2 separate regions of the Homo sapiens genome follow, and region 1 is linked to region 2. The links are chromatin contacts, found by POLR2A ChIA-PET in ENCODE. All regions are on one chromosome and are shown on one strand. Each heading gives the region's core, a stretch centred on a gene start or an enhancer-like site at or near the end of the contact. The rest is flanking DNA. Distances are from core to core; before and after follow the strand shown.

Region 1 (3,186 bases), core at 3-2,502, 160 kb before region 2:
CGCCTGGCACCAGCAGGTGTTCAATTATTTATTTAATGGGTGACTTGGAGCAGAAACCGAAGTGCAGTGGACTGTTTTCCTGGGATCTGAGCTGATGATAAATGATAAATAAGTCTTGGGATTTTAGAAGGCAGGAATCACGAAAACCAACACCAATGAAATCCAAGTCTCCTCTGCTACTATCTGAAGTGGAACAGAACAGAAATAAGGTCTGTTTTCTTTCCGCTTCGCTGTTCTGTTTCTGTCCAAAACAACCGTCTCTCTGACACCTTCGAGGTGTCCCTTTGTCTCTTTGAGGTTCCCTCCGTGACACTGGCTACTTTGTAACTCTAACACTGTCAGCAATTAATTCCCAAAGGTGAGGTCCCCGTGGGAAGTGGGAAAACCCAGCGAATCACCAGGGACCCGCCTGATTCCGAAAAGGCTGGATGCTGGCTGGGAACCGGCCCCGCAGCTCCGGCGTCCCCGCCTGCCTGCGCGGCCTTCAGCTGGGGTTACGGAGGGCTCCCAGCGCCGATCCAAACCGCGTTCCAGGCGGGGTGGGCGGGCCCCTGGCCAGCGAGGCCGAAGCAAAACAACCCGCCCAGGCGTCCAGAGCGTATCCAACCCTGGAGAACCTGCCCCGGAACCAAGAGCCGCAGCCAGCTCAGGCCTCTCGAGTGGGGCCTTTCCAGCCCCTGCAACAGATCCCGGGATCTGTAGTTGGGCGGAGGGGCTCGTTATGGGAAAGGGGTGCGTGCGCGTTTGTGCTAAAACAAGAAAGGCAAGAATCTCCGAGAACAAAACTCTGGTCCTCGCCTGGCCGGGGACCGCAGAAGACAGGGGCGGCAGCGCCAAGGCGGGTCAGGGGCCGGTCCAGCCAAGTTTGCTCCGGCTTAGATAAACTTTCTGATGGCAGTTTTTCCTGGTTGCAGCCTGGGTTCCTTGTAACAGGGTAAGCGTAGCGGGTGGTTGTCAAGAGGGGCGGAGGCTGGCGGTTACAGGGAATGGAGGGATGGGCCGGACCTGGGGTCGCGCAGGCGCCTTGGTCGCTGCCTCCGATCCGATCACCCCCGCCCCATCTCCTCTGCGAGCTCAGGAAGGTGGCTGGGGGAGGGGGATGGCTCCCTACTGCCGAGGGACGGCCCGAGGCAAACACAAAGCCCTTCCCTCCCCTCCTCCTCTTTCCTCTCCTCTCCCCTCCCCTCCCCTCCTTTCTCCCCCTTCCTCCTCTTCCTCCTCCTCCTCTTGCTCCTCCCGGGCGGGGAAACCCAGCCCCGCGCTCGTCTTTGGGGCCACCGGTCGCCCCCGCCTCCGGGACCTGCGGGGAGGGCCCGCGAGAGGTAAGGGGCGGTGGCAGCGGAGACCCCACCCCCTGTGCCCGCACCTAGAGAGCCCGGAGAGGCTCCGGGCACGGGCGGGGCTCTCTGGGGTTCCAGACGTGGGTGCTGCTGTGCGCACTCTCTCCCTACTCCGGAGGGGACTTGAGGAAGACAGCCAGAGCGCGTCCTCGGGGATCGTGGGGAACGGAAGGGGGAAGGGGGATCAGGGAGTGGGGACAAGGGGCAGAGTGACATTCCGGAGCGCGAGGTGGCCGCTGGTCCCGGCAGGGTCACCGGGTGTCCTCAGCTGACCTGTGCGGGGCTGGGGTGAGGGACAGCTGGAGGGTGCAGGCACTATGGCTCGAGGTGCGGAGGTGCGGGTGTGCGTGCGTGTGCACCGGACGGAGTTTGGTAGGGACCTTTGAGGAGTTCTACCTGCAGGGCTGCCTGTGGGGTGTCAAGTGCTCCCTGCGCCTGAGCGCGCGGGTCAGACCCGGTGTCGCACAGCTTTGATCCCCAGCGCGGACCCCACTGGTGAGTCCAGCCAGTGTGCAGGGCAGATGCTCCGACCGGAGATTTCCTCCCCCGGGTGGAAAAGCAGGAGGGTTGTTGTGTCCGGGCAGGGGGCACTTGGGCTGTCGCGGTGATTGATGGCTGCGCAGCGGGCGGAGGAGGAGCCCCGGATTCCTGCCGGGAAGGGACGGGGCCACTTTCCCACTTTGAGGCCTCCCCGCCCCCTTCTGGGCTTGGCCTCCACCCTTGGCCTGGGCTCCCACCAGCTCGGCGTCCACCCACCGGCGGTGGCGCGCCCCTCGACCGCGCGGGGACAGCAGGATTTGCAGAAGTTCAGCTTGAAAGCCTATGATATGTTGCCAAGAAATACAGGGCAAGATCGGTCCCCTGGGCCCTGAGAGGCGCCTGTCTTCTCAGAGCTCTTAAATCCCTGGGGCTTTCCTAATTCCGCAGTGTAGCGGCACTTCCTTGCGCGGTTTTGGGCACATTGGGGTTTCTTAGGAACACGCTGTCATCGGTAAGGAAACATCAGAGTACTCTTCGACCAAAAGGACTGTAAATACTGAAGCAAAAAGAAACACTTGCTGGGAGTGCAAAGGGCTTACTGGGAAAAAAGAAACACACAGGGCAGCACTCCATCATTAAGATAAATAGTATTTTAATACAATCTTTTTAACAAAACCAAATTGAATGTAAAAAATTCATGATAAGCAAAAATCAACATTTTAAATACAGGTGGGTGTTGTTAGAACCCTGCTTCATAGGCCGGGTGCAGTGGCTTATGCCTGTAATCCCAGCACTTAGGGAGGCCAAGGCAGGCAGATCACTTGAGGTCAGGAGTTCAAGACCAGCCTGGCCAACAGGGTGAAACCCCATCTCTACTAAAAATACAAAAATTAGCTGGGCCTGAAGGCATGTGCCTGTGGTCCCAGCTACTCGGGAGGCTGAGGTGGGAGAATCACTTGAACCTGGGGGCAGAGGTTGCAGTAAGCCGACATTGTGCCACTCCACTCAGCCTGGGTGACAGAGTGAAACTCTGTCTAAAAAAAAAGAACCCTGCTTCATTGTTCAATGGGAACAGTCATATCCAGTCTCCCTCCCCCACCTCCCCATTTGTTTGTTCCCTTGCCTGGTGGTTTGAGAGTTGACAGTGGCATGCAACAGATTGAGCAACTCTGGCTTCAGATGTAGTCACGTTCACTGAATGCAGAGCTTTTATTAACTTTTTACCTAATTCAAATGTAGGAGGATATTGTCATAAGTGGATATAGAGGTGCTAATTTTCCTTTTTGCCTCAGGTTCCAATATTGCCTCTGGAATACTCATGCACTCCCGTGCTTTGGCACCTCCAGAGAGAGCATCACAGGCTAGG
Region 2 (3,161 bases), core at 203-2,702:
CTTTATTCACTCCCTGGAGACCAACCCTGGACATCAGCATCTGAAAAGTTCTGAGGAGTCTTCAGTGACCTCATTTTATCGAATGTTTAATGTGCTTCCACTGTTGTTCGAGCAGTAGTGTTTGTATTGAAATCGTGCCTGTTCACATCCTACACTGCTTGTGTTGGGTGGAAACCACTTGGGGAGATGCTGCTTGATATACAGATCCTGGCTCCATCTGTGCATTTGAAATTCATAGGCATCTGGAGACAGTGGCATAGAAGCAGTGGGCGCAGGAAAAGTACAACTCAGAGTTTACAACGAGAAAAAGTGAAAACCACCTGACACATAGCTAATGTTTTAGAATGAAAAGTGACTTCCATTCCAATTGAAGTCAGCCCCTGCTGTGTAATTAAGCAGATATTTAAAAAATTTAAAAAAAAAAAAGGCAGGCGGAGTGGGTAAGGTACGACTCCAAATGGCAAAGCCCCAGCTTCAGGGAGGGAGAGGGCCCAGGAGTGAGGAACATAATTAAATAGCTGTGCCACGGTCATCCACCGAATGCCTTATTTCCTTTGTTTTACCAAGAATTGCACCAACCAAGTGATCTGTTGCCAGCCTTCCATATGGCAAATGTAAGCACCTGTCCAGAGTACTAAATGGCTGAGCCCAGGAGCTCCAGAGGAAACTTGTCTGATTGCTCTGCTGCCAATTCCAGGCTCTCTGTTAATTCCATCCATCAAATTATTCTTTTTCTTCTATTTTTCCTAAAATGATAATAGTTATTTTTACTGTGAAATTTAAAAAGTGTAAAGAAGAAAAGAGACCTAAATTGTACCACCTCTAATCACTCCACTCGGGAATGAAGCCAGTGAGCATCTTGACACTAATGCATTCAGATTTTTGTTCTGTCTGTGATTCGACTATATTATGTAAATCCATACATAAGTGCAGCCACAACTATTACTTAAGTGAGCTCAGAGAACACATACTTTTCACAACTTGTTTATTTCCACTTAATAACATATCACTATATTGATATATTGACATACAATATATCGATATATACTGTACATCTCAAGAAATATGTTTTAAAGGCGGAATCGCCTTTTAAAGGCGGAATAGCATTCCATCATATTGGGGTACACACTTTATTTACCCAGTCCACAGCTGTTTGACATTTAGCACTTTTTCCCCTGTTCACTATCATAAATGATATTGCCCAAAGCATTCTTTTACATGTATCTGATTATTTCTTTGGGTCAATTCCTAGAAGTAGAAATGCTGAATCCAACAGTTTTCATACTTTAATGTTGATATACACATTCAGATTGTCTTCTAGAAAGAGCAAGTCATCTTTTTTCTCTAGTGCTTGTAGAAAACCCAGTGAAGACAAGTGGTAAGAAGCCAGAAATGGTAAAAGGGAAGTGAATGTGACTGTGACACCCACGCCAGTGCATTCCGGAAAGGCAAAGTGGGACAGCTGGGGGGACACCAAGTTAGAGCCAGAAGAGGCACTGGAAACCTGCTCGTCTATTTTAAGCTTAAGGAAACCAAAGGCCAGAAAGGTTAAGCAACCTCCCACCCAAGGCCAAGGTCCCATAGCTTAGATGGATAGCTGTAAACTTCAGGGATAATTTTCAAAAAACGAAAAAACGTGACTCTCATACAAATACATTGTGTGTGTGTGTGTGTGTGTGTGTGTGTGTGTGTGTGTGTCAAAGATTGATTTAACTCATTAATGAGATCAACAGGACATTAAAGCTGGCTCCAAATGGGGCAAAGATTGGGAAAGACTCAGTGGGCAAAAGAATAACACCTTAAACGAACTTTGTCATCTACTATGAGCCACTTTTGCATATCTACCTTTGAAGGTTAGAGATAAGCTTGCTATTGTCAGCATTCAACCACTTTTTGACCTTCAAACAACTCAACTTCAAAAGGTACAACCCAATACAAACCTGGCTAAAGACATAAAAGGCAATACAATTAAAACCTCTGGGGTTCTCTTTTCTACTGGACAAACATCATTTGCAATTTACAGACCTTCCAGAAGTTAGCATCTGACTTTACGGAGTCTGGGCCTTAATTAAAAAAAAAAAAAAAATCAGACAAAATACAAAATGACATCTGGGATGACACTTAGGTAGATGTGTTACGCAGAGCCCAAGTATGCCTTTGCAAGGGAATATTTTGTGCTTTATTGAAGTTGGCATAGTTATATTTGCTGTAAGAACAGCCTTTGGTGGCTGAACTATGTGTGGGAGAACAAGGTTGATATTCACGGCAAATCTACTCAAGCTACTCTCCAATGGAGTTTCTCTGAAGGCTGGGAGGCTGGAAGGCCCCGCAGTGAATTGTTGCTCTCACTTCTCATGGAGTGGGCTCCAGGCTTTGTGTTTCCCCAGGAAGCTGAGGTGGAGCAACTGTTTGCCATGTGGGAATCTGCTCTTGTCAGCCTTCCAGCTGGGGGATGACAGATGCCGTGCGAGAGTCCCGGTTATATCCAGAGAGGGTTTTAGGGAGAGCTCAGGATGCTGGAAGGCCTGCCGGTCATCTGCCAGTTTCTATTTTGTAAATTCCAGGATGCTGGTCCCCACACAGCATGTTTGTCACTAACAATGCAACCAAACAAGTCACTAATATTTGACCTATACACCTGCAGGCCCCTTCAACCTGAGCTCTATGAAGACATAAGTCAGCACATTTCAGTTATAAGATTTTCAAAATGTTATCCCTGAAATCATTTATATCCTGTAGTCAATGGTGTATAAAAGTGGCAGGGCTCTTTTTCTTGATACTATATAAAATAAGAGTGTGTGTTATCATTAATAGTATCTTAAATTTGTGGCCAGGTGCAGTGGCTCACACCATAATCCCCGTACCTTGGGAGATCAAGGCGGGCAGATCACTTGAGCTCAGGAGTTCAAGACCAGCCTGGCCAACATGGTGAAACCCCGTCTCTACTATAAATACAAAAATTAGCCAGGCGTGGTGGCATACACCTGTAATCCTAGCTACTTGGGAGGTTGAGGCAGAAGGATTGCTTGAACCCAGAAGGTGGAGGCTGCAGTGAGCCGAGATCATGCCACTGCACTCCAGCCTGGACAACAGAGCTCAGAAAATAAAAAATAAAATAAATAAAAATGTGAAAGTGCACATTATGTATTTTTCTTCCCTAT

The links. ChIA-PET counts read pairs that join two places held with the same protein, here RNA polymerase II (POLR2A).
Region 1: POLR2A ChIA-PET joins it to region 2 with 13 read pairs in HepG2. The contact joins the promoter of RIN2 here to the enhancer-like site in region 2. POLR2A ChIA-PET finds 5 or more read pairs at or near these places in 3 of 52 experiments (GM12878, HepG2 and MCF 10A).

Annotation. Positions count from the first base shown.
Region 1 is chr20:19,757,006-19,760,191 of GRCh38, forward strand. It overlaps RIN2 (Ras and Rab interactor 2), which reads left to right and starts at 1,253. Exons shown (of 13, transcript NM_018993.4): 1 at 1,253-1,322. RefSeq lists an enhancer at 1,642-2,216.
Region 2 is chr20:19,916,697-19,919,857 of GRCh38, forward strand. The region is part of intron 3 of RIN2 (Ras and Rab interactor 2); the gene reads left to right. Among named protein-coding and RNA genes, the nearest start is that of NAA20, 99 kb to the right of the region's middle. Within about 2 kb of position 1,453, at least 10 of the 41 ENCODE cell types and tissues checked have a DNase peak (open chromatin) inside an H3K27ac peak, as active enhancers do.